3 separate regions of the Homo sapiens genome follow, and regions 1 and 3 are each linked to region 2. Evidence: chromatin contacts called from ENCODE Hi-C or POLR2A ChIA-PET data. All regions are on one chromosome and are shown on one strand. The core of a region is the stretch at or near the end of the contact, and the rest is flanking DNA. Distances in the headings are between cores, read along the strand shown. Region 1 has its middle 210 kb from the start of JCAD. Region 2 holds the start of SVIL (supervillin). Region 3 holds the start of SVIL-AS1 (SVIL antisense RNA 1).

What was found. A loop is a pair of places that touch in the nucleus more often than their neighbours do. ChIA-PET counts read pairs that join two places held with the same protein, here RNA polymerase II (POLR2A). Pooled maps may share reads with other maps.
Region 1: a map of tibial artery shows a loop between it and region 2 (2.7-fold over the local background). The contact joins the enhancer-like site here to the promoter of SVIL in region 2. A Hi-C loop is called at or near these places in 13 of 168 maps with a recorded cell type or tissue (Caco-2, Right ventricle myocardium inferior, Right ventricle myocardium superior and 7 more) and 17 of 50 pooled maps. POLR2A ChIA-PET finds 5 or more read pairs at or near these places in 2 of 52 experiments (AG04449 and PC-9).
Region 3: a pooled map shows a loop between it and region 2 (2.2-fold over the local background). The contact joins the promoter of SVIL-AS1 here to the promoter of SVIL in region 2. A Hi-C loop is called at or near these places in 1 of 50 pooled maps. POLR2A ChIA-PET finds 5 or more read pairs at or near these places in 4 of 52 experiments (BJ, Caco-2, activated naive CD8-positive, alpha-beta T cell and 1 more).

The regions. Positions count from the first base shown.
Region 1 is chr10:29,848,663-29,851,539 of GRCh38, forward strand. No RefSeq gene overlaps it. Among named protein-coding and RNA genes, the nearest start is that of JCAD, 210 kb to the right of the region's middle. Within about 2 kb of position 1,334, at least 5 of the 41 ENCODE cell types and tissues checked have a DNase peak (open chromatin) inside an H3K27ac peak, as active enhancers do; they include sigmoid colon and tibial artery, where a contact is called at or near this core.
Region 2 is chr10:29,633,141-29,636,480 of GRCh38, forward strand. It overlaps SVIL (supervillin), which reads right to left and starts at 1,831. Exons shown (of 38, transcript NM_021738.3): 1 at 1,280-1,831. RefSeq lists a silencer at 1,640-1,934.
Region 3 is chr10:29,408,033-29,411,147 of GRCh38, forward strand. SVIL-AS1 (SVIL antisense RNA 1) reads left to right here and starts at 1,502. Exons shown (of 3, transcript NR_110927.1): 1 at 1,502-1,626. LOC105376474 (a long non-coding RNA gene) reads right to left here and starts at 1,421. Exons shown (of 3, transcript XR_930787.3): 1 at 213-1,421. RefSeq lists a silencer at 1,884-2,023.

The DNA.
Region 1 (2,877 bases), core at 84-2,583, 220 kb after region 2:
ATCACCTGAGGTCAGGAGTTCGAGACCAGTCTGGCCAACATGGCAAAACCCTGTCTCTACTAAAAATACAAAAATTAGGCCAGGTGAAGTGGCTCACACCTGTAATCCCAGCACTTTGGGAGGTGGACACGGGTGGATCACCTGAGGTCAGCAGTTCGAGACCAGCCTGACCAACATGGAGAAACTCTGTCTCTACTAAAAAAAAAAAAAACAAAAAAAATTTACCCAGGTGTGGTGGTGCATGCCTGTAATCCCAGCTACTCAGGAGGCTGAGGCAGGAGAATCACTTGAACCCAGGGGGCAGAGGTTGCGGTGAGCTGAGATTGAGCTATTGCACTCCAGTCTGGGCAACAAAAGTGAAACTCCATCTTGGAAAAAAAAAAAAAAGGCAGGTGTGGTGGCGGATGCCTGTAATCCCTGCTACTTGGGAGGCTGAGGCAGGAGAATTGTTCCAACCTGGGAGGTGGAGGTTGCAGCGAGCTGAGATCGCACCATTGCACTCCAGCCTGGGCAACAAGAGCGAAACTCCGTCTCAAAAAATGAATAAATAAATAAATAAATAAAGCAGAACACTCACATGTCCCTCTACAATCACCTCCCCACCCATACTGGCCCCAGGCAACCACTTTTCTGTTTTCTGTCACTCCAGATTAGTTTTGCCTTTTCAAGAATTTCCTATAAATGGAATCATATGTCATATTTTAAGCTTCTGTAAAACAAATGGAAAAGCCAGAGAAACCCCATCCATTGGAATGGGGTCTACCAGTGTGGATCTGGATATGCTTGGCCAGCTTTTCTTGGCACTGCTCAAATTGGAGATAGACTATCCTATAGGCACAGCTCTTGCTCTTCCCTGGCTCACGGTCCCACCACACTCTAGCTCAGGCTTCTCTCTGTGGCACTCTGTACTCACGGCGATTTCTCCCTCGCTTTTGGAGCTGCCTTTCCCTTCTTGGCCCACATCTACCAACTGGAAAAGAAAACAGAAAATGAAACCGCTGGAAAGGCATCTTTCCTGGAGAGTCTGCTAATCTTTGTGGAGAACCACACAGGAAGCATGTCCCCTCAGTTCTCACTGACATCCCAGATAATGTAAACTCCCCACTTCCTGTACAGCTGGCTCAGGAATTGGCCTCTCTGACACAATGAAGGAAGCTTCAGTTTCTCATTATTTAACAGTTGGACACCCACTTGCTCTCTTGGATCCTAGGGCTATCTTTCCCTCTTTTTTCAAGGGTTTTGTTTTCTTTCTTCATCTGGTTCACCTTCAGATTTAAGAAAGTGTGAGAGAGAATGATGGTCTAGTCTTTTCATCATTTCTTCTTCTCGCTAAACCTGTCTGGTTCTTCATCCATATGCGGAACATTTTTTATGACTGAGTAGACAGAAATGGGCTTCTGGAGCCCAGCTATCATTTGACATATTGTTGTTATTCTTCCCAGTAAAAACACTTCCACAAAAGAGCAACTGGTGGTAACTGAATATGTCTGCAGAAAAAAAGAAAATAAATATGCAGTACATTTCAATATGAGAACATTTTCCCTCCTCTGGCTTCCTGGAGTATATAGTGCAGGTGGCAAGGAAATATCCTTTGCCTTACACAGTATAAAGGCTAGACCAGCGGTTCTCAAAATGCAATCCTTAGACAGTGGCATCAGTGTCACCTGGCATATTGTTATCTATTGCTGCATCGCATGTATCCCAAAACTCAGTGGTGTTAAACACCAGTCAACATTTATTATTTCTCACAGTTTCTGTGGGTCAGGAATTTAGCTTAACTGGCTGGGGTCCCATGAGATTACAGACAAGATGTTACCCAGAGCTGTGGTCTCATCTGAAGGCTCTATGAAATCAGTTTCCAAGGTGGCACACACAGGCGGCTGGCAAATTTGTGCCAGGTGTTGGTGAGATGCCTCATTTCCTCCCTAGGTTGCTCACGTGTCCTCCAGACACGAAGGTCTGCCTTTCCCAGAGGGTGTGATCCAAGAGAGAGGGTGTGGAAACTGCTGTGCCTTTTAGAGCCTTGTCTTAAAATCACATGGCCATCTATTAACATCAAACATAGTTAGAAACAAGTCATTTAATCTAGATCACACTTAAGGGGAGGAAAAGAAGTCTCCACCTTTTGAAGGCAGGAATGTGAAAAAGGTTGTGGACATATTCTAAAAATTACACACCTGGCCAAGAAATGCACTTTCTTGGGCCACACTCCAGACCTACTGAATCAGACACTGTGGGGCTGGGTCCATCAGTCTGTTTTCACAAGCCCTCTGGGTGATTTTGGTGCTGGCTAAAGTTGGGGAACGACCAGGTTGGACAAAAGGACACTAAGAAAACCTCAACTCACTTGTAGTGAAGCCTCACCAGCCAGGGCTACCTTCTAGAATCTAGAAGCTGAGTTTTCATGAATCCACTGAGAGATAATGGCCTTACTTCAAGTTCATCTATAGCAAAGGTACAGTAGGCAGAATGATCCCCCACGCCCCCACAATGTCCATGTCCTAATCCCAGAAACCTTTGACTATGTCACCTGACATGACAAAAGGGACTTTGCAAATGTGATTAAGTTAAGTATCTTGAGGTGGGATATTAACCTGGATTATCCAGTCGGGCTCCAGTTAATCAGAAAGGATTTTCATAAAAGAGAGACAGGAGTTAGATGGAGGAAGGGGCCATGAGCCAAGGAATACAGCCAAGCCCTAGAAGCTGGAAAAGTCGAGACCACAGAATCACCCTGAGAATCACCAGAAATAACGCAGCCAGGCTGACCTATTCTCGACTTCAGAGCTCCGGAACTGTCAGATAATACATGTGTGTTGTTTTAGGCCCCTGAGTCTATGGTAATTTGTTACAGCAGGAACAGGAAATTAATACAAA
Region 2 (3,340 bases), core at 581-3,080:
CAAGGAGAGTCACTTGAACCTGGGAGGTGGAGGTTGCAGTGAGCCGAGATCGTGCCACTGCACTCCAGCCTGGGTGACAGCACGAGACTCCATCTCAAAAAAAAAAAAAAAAAAAAAAGACATCACTGGTTTTGGTGAGAAGAGACAGCACACATCTGCCTGGCACTGGGCTGCTCTTCTTTGGAGACAGAGGGTACAATTTATATCCTGCAGTTTTACTCAACAGGGGATACCACCAGCAGTTTGGCCAGGGTAATGCTGTATGGGACTGTCCCCTACACCATGTAAATTGGGCATTTACAATTCTTAACCACATCCTCCCAAATGCCAGTGAGTCATTGAGAAAACCTGAAACACCCCCATGCATTTTCAAACGCCCCCTAGGGTTGCCACACTATCTCCGGTGAAGAACCCTCGCAGTATTCACCGATGAAGTTCTTCTCTATAAATACTCTGTTTTCCTACCTGGTAAAAATAATGACTGCCCGTACTTGTCCATCTGATGTGGTATAAAGAAATAATCTTTTTTTTTTTTCAAAGAAGCAACACGTCAAATAAGCCTTCTATGTTCTAGAGTTCACTGCTGTTTTTCAGCAGAAACAAATCACTGAGCTAAATTACAAAGAGACCATAGCAATCTCCAGGGCTTTAAAAGGCTGATGCAGTATTTTTTCTTGGAGAATTTAAAAATAAAATGCAGTTCAAACTCTAGAACCTACAGTGAGGTTTTTCTCATAAATTCTGGAACATCGCAAGTTCTAGAAATCAAGCCCTGAAGAATGAGAGTACCAAGGCAAAGAACCCTCAGAACAAAGATTATGCAAAAGGATCACTGGTGATTTTCTATTTTTACATGAATTATAATGGCAGTGAAATAAAACTTGCCCTTCTGAACTCCACCCCCATACTTGTGCTACGATTATTAAAGTACGTTGCATTGTGAATATACTTTAATTCCAAGACTTTAAGTGCTAACATTTAGACAGAATGTACTAAGTTATATTAATCAAATTTTTAGTATTAAACCTTTCTCTACCATAAAGTAAATCCTTTAAAAAAAAAAAAAAGTCCAATCCTTCTCAACCCAAGAAATATGCCCAAGGGTATCTACAGGAATGGCTGCAGTAACTGGCAAACGCTGGCAGGAATTTTCCAATGACTGAAGTCAACAAATCCTCAGGAAACATGCTCAGACAGATGGCACTTAAAAAAAAGCAAAAACAAAAACAACAAAAAAAAACCTACTGCATTTAGATTTATAGGAAGATTTTTCACTTACTTCAAATTTCTGTATAATCCTCGTTCCTCTAAGTTAAAGGGGGAAAGAAAATCACACTGCAATTCCTTATTTTTCTAATTTAAAAAACAAAACAAAACACGTTATACCCTCGAATCCAGCTTTTGATGTCTTCGAGTATTTTCTTGGAGTCTCTTTCCAATGAATACTACTTTCAAATTCTAAGCACAAAGTAAAATCCCAAAAGTTAGCCCAAATAGCGTTGTACAAAATCAAAGATCACGATGTCAGCAAGCAACTGCATCTATCAGAAGCGATGATGATTCAGAACAGGATAAATTTAGAATGGTGTTTTCCAAAAGGCTTTTTGGATGTCAAATTCAGGAAACAGGTAAAGGCTACATCCCAAAAGTTCCTCTCCAAAAAGAACGCCAAAATATTAATAAAAAGAGTCTTCTTTTTGAAGTTTTTCGTCCCCTAGTGTCCTCGAGGCTGAACTTCCCCAACCTGGCCTCGGTGGAGCCATCCATTACTGGGCAAATCCACATGAAACCTGAGGACACTTCAGCCTGGGGAGGACGCAGTCAGAGCAGTGAAGCAACTTCACATGGGACGGGCCTTTTATGGCCTGAACTCGAGAGCCTTGATACCAGCTCATCTACCAGAAATAGCCCTGGAAATTCAGAGGAGCCCATCAGCTGTTGCAGCAGGCCTGGCCAGCAGCTACTTCAAATGCAATTAGGTTGTCCACACTGTCTTTCAGCTTGTTGTATAGAGAAATTAAAAATACAACAGCAGTCTACTGAATAAGCTACAACAATACAGATTTGGATGAGCAAACATTTCTCTAACTTAGTTTTTTTAGGCTAAAAAAAGAGCACACAATCGTTGACAAAGCTCAGACACTGAACACCCCAAAAGTAAGTAACAGACATATATACAATGAATGCCCGAAAAGTAACTAACAGACATACACATCTATGAAACAGCATGATATAATGGCACATGTCTCTACAAGTTTACAAATTCTGTAACCTCTGTGGATTTCTTCCCACTTCCAATAACTGTAGAAAATGAATCATCAGAAGAAAGCATTGTGCTGGAAGTACTTTCTCGAAAATGACACAAATATTTTCTCTTAAAGCCAAAGTCAGTCCTCTGAACTGGCAAGATCTATCTTCCTATGGCTCTCAGGTAGCTCACCTCACTGAAAAACCAGATGAACCTAACCTAATGAAAAAAATATTAACTATGAAGCACAACCACTTCTTAAATGGCCATATGCATTTTTTTAAACATTAAAAGGCCACTGACATGTTGAATACACTCAAACAAATATCACAACCCTGTTTACAAAATACTTACAATTGTAGGTCTCTGTCCCTGTCGGTACCAAGAACAGAGAGTCTTAATTGTCTGCACCAACTTCAGTATAAACCACAAACCCCATAAGACTTGGGCTGGAGTACAGCAAAAGCTGTGTGCTGCGCGGGGCCTCCCAGTGGTATGCCTCTGGGTGTCAGGGTTCTCAGACCACCAGCTGCTTCGGCCAGCACAGGAGGCCTCTCAAAGCAGGATCTAAATTCCTGTTACTAATTAACCCTACAGAACAATGCCTCTCCCTAAGAGGACAGTCCTGAGGCCAGGTGAAAAGATGACAGGTATAATAATTAAACATTGGCTTCATGACTGTTTTGTGCTAGGGGTATTTGTCCCAGTCAACTGTTTTTTTTTTTTTTTACCCATCTCAAGATAACAAACAAACAAAATTTCATAGCATGGCTTTTGCATCCTAATCTCAGTCCTGACCCTGATCTTCTTTTCCCTTGGACCATATTGGCTTTTTCCTCATTTTAAAGTTTATTTGATCTTGTTTTACGTATTTTTATAAGCTGTGGTAAGCCCCTCCCTAGAGAAAAGTAGGGCAAAAATAAATAAAAACTTACATGAAACAGTTCACTATTTGGGTCTTCTCTGTAAAGAGAAGATAGGAGGAGAAAATGAATCACTGTTACCACAATAGTGCTATTTCCTTCCTAAAAAAAGATTCACTCCCACAAAATAAACATCAGTCTTTTGTGTGCCTCTTAAGTTTTTGCACAC
Region 3 (3,115 bases), core at 252-2,751, 230 kb before region 2:
CTGTGTTCTATCCTAAGTTACCCTTATCCATTATAGAACACAGAAAGACACACAAAGCACACTAGATTCTCTACAGCTTAAGATTAGCCTCACGAATCCTTCATCTCATTAACTAAAACTTTACAGAGGAGATAAACAGTGATTTTTACTATTCATTCAACTAATTTGCACAGAGAAAGAGAGAGGCCAGAAGTCTGGTAAGAAATTCTTACCTTTTGCCAGTATGCCAGGCTTTTGGATTCCTCGGAGATGCTGGAGGAATCTGCATATTTTCAGTAGGATGTGCAGGGAAGGCCTCCTTAAGAAGGCAACATTTGAGCAAAGATCTGAAGTAGGCAAAGAAGCCATTTGGATATCTGGTAAAAGAGCTTTTCCAGATATTTAACAAATAATTTCCTAACTTATTCTACGTTTTATTTTTTGTTTTTGAGACACGGTATCTCTCACTCTGTCGCCCAGGCTGGAGTGCAGTGGTACAATCTCTGCTCACTGCAACTTCCACCTCTTAAGATTCCAGCAATTCTCCTGCCTCCACCTCTTGAGTAGCTAGGATTACAGGTGTGCGCCACCACACCCAGCTAATTTTTGTATTTTTAATAGAGACGGGGTTTCACATGTTAGCCAGGCTGGTCTCGAACTTCTGAGCTCAAATAATCCACCTGCTTAGGCCTCCAAAAGTGCTGGGATTACAGGCATGAGCCACAGCACCCAGCTAAGCTTTATGTGTATGTATTCTTTAATCAAATATCTATTGTATATGACATTAACTGCAGGTATAAGGAGATAAGACAAGATTACGGGTGTTCATTGAGTGCCTGCCATGTACCAGGCACTGTGCTAAGTTTAATGAATGAGGTTTGGTACCTTCACTAATATTTACAACTTAATGCAAGAGGCAAGGTGTAGACATACACCTCCTGCAGTTGGAGTGCAGCAGTTCTTACGAGGAGGAAGAGTTGGTCTGAGGTTGCACCACAAGAAGTTTATATGCACCTGACCTACCTGAAGTCTACACCTCCCTTTCAAGATGAATTAACATGTAAAGGGTGCTCCCCACTCTAACAGAGGGGAAGCCAGCAAGTTAATACCTGATCACACCTTTTATAGAGCACTGTGGTTAACAATCTGCCTTCCCAAAGTAACTCATTTAACCTTCATAACAATAAGAAGCAGTTGTTCTAAGAAGCCTTCGTGTCTCTGTCTGAGATGGAGAAAGGCTCAGAAGGCTGAGCAGTGTGACAAGGTAGAGTTCGACCTAAATTTAAGGTAACAGGATTAAAGCACAGCGCTTTTCGCACAGCAATACAGCTGTTATGAGCATTTGCTGAAATAAAACAGCTTGATATTCTCCTGACTCAGTCCTCTCCCACTGACAAGACAGAAAGAGAGCTGGGTTGAGGTCGGGGCGGATTCAGAGCCCACCGTGTCAGCAAAGACACATAAGGAACTCGCCCTCCGGAAAGACGCGGGGGAATTCTGGGAGTGCGCGGCCTTGGAGCGCGCACATGCGCGGCAGCTCCCGCTGCTGAATAGCTGAGAGGCGCACCCGGGCGGCCAGCTGGGCTCGGAGTGCAGCGGGGTTAGGATGGACGAGGACGTGTTGCACCCTGAAGAGCCTCATCATCGGTGAGAGTGGGGTGGGCAAGTCCAGGTGAGGCGGGCGTGCGGGCTGTGATGAGGGTGGCTGGGCTCTTTCTGCCTCCGTAGCCGCTGTCTCTTGGGCCGCGGTGGGAACTGTCAACCGCTGCAAGTGTCCACGATGGCGGCCGGGCTCGGGCCGGCTCCGCCCGCGCCCTCCTCGGCCTCTGGGCCGCGCTCTCCCGCGACGTTTGCTTTCCTCTCCCCACCCGCGCCTGCCTGTTCCCGGCCTCTGCCACGCCCAAGTTCTCTGGGTCGCTCTCCCTCCTGTGGCGCCGAGAAAACACCATTCCGAGGGCCGCCGCTCGGCCGGCCGGTTTGCTGCGCGGAGCTCAGGGCGTGGCGGGCTGGTTTGGGCCCGAATCCGGCCGGGGGCGCCTCGCCTCGAGCCCCTCGGGGTTCAGGCTGCCTGCCACCCCGAGACCCAGAAGACGTAACTTTCCCGCTTGAGGGTTTCTGTGGGGCCTTCTCTAAATACATAATGTCCTCGGGAAGTTTCGTGATGCCTTAGGACCCATTCCTGGCCTGTTTGGGCGCAGCTTAATGTCGCTTCTTTTACTTTTTTATTAGTCGTCTGTGAAAGAACAGCTGGATCTTGTGAAGTGCTGGAAATTTTCTCTTTAGTGTAAGTGGTCCACGGCTGAAGCAGTCGGACCACCTTTGAAAATAACGTGTAATTGTTATTTCTCATTTTGCCACATCCTGTGGAGACAAAAGATTAGTGTTGTGTCTTTTCATTTTTTATTTTTCTTCTTGGGGAAAATAATATTGACAATGGAGTTGAGTATAAGGTAAGACATGGATCTAGGTGGATGTTGCTAGAGGGTTGTGATTTCATCGAGGTCTTGGAACAGAGTTCAGGTGAAGTCATTCTTGCCATCTGATTATGAGTAGGTTATGTTCAAGGCCGTCCTAATCCTTAAACCACATTTACACTCCAGGGGCTGTAATCAGTTTCATATTTTAGCTATACCTTCTGATACACATATTTTTTTTTTTTTTTTTTTTTTTTTTTTGTGACGGAGTCTCGCTCTGTTGCCGAGGCTGGAGTGCAGTGGCGAGATCTCAGCTCAGTGCAATCTCCGCCTCCCGGGTTCAAGCGATTCTCCTGCCTCAGCCTCCTGAGTAGCAGGGATTTCAGGTGTGTGTCACCACACCCGGCTAATTTTTGTACTTTAGTAGAGACGGGGTTTCACCATGTTGGCCAGGCTGGTCTCAAACTCCTGACCTCAAGTGATCCACCCGCCTCGGCCTCCCAAAGTGCTGGGATTACAGGCGTGAGCCACCGCGGTTGGCTGATACATATCTTTCAAATAACTTGTTATTCATGTAAAATTTTATAAATGGAAGTATCCTTATACAAAGTAGAATGAAAGCTTTCCTCAGGTAACTTTTAAAATTACAAACCTGCACATTCTGCACATGTATCCCAGAACTTAAAGTATAATAAATAAATAAATAAGATTACAAAGTCCTA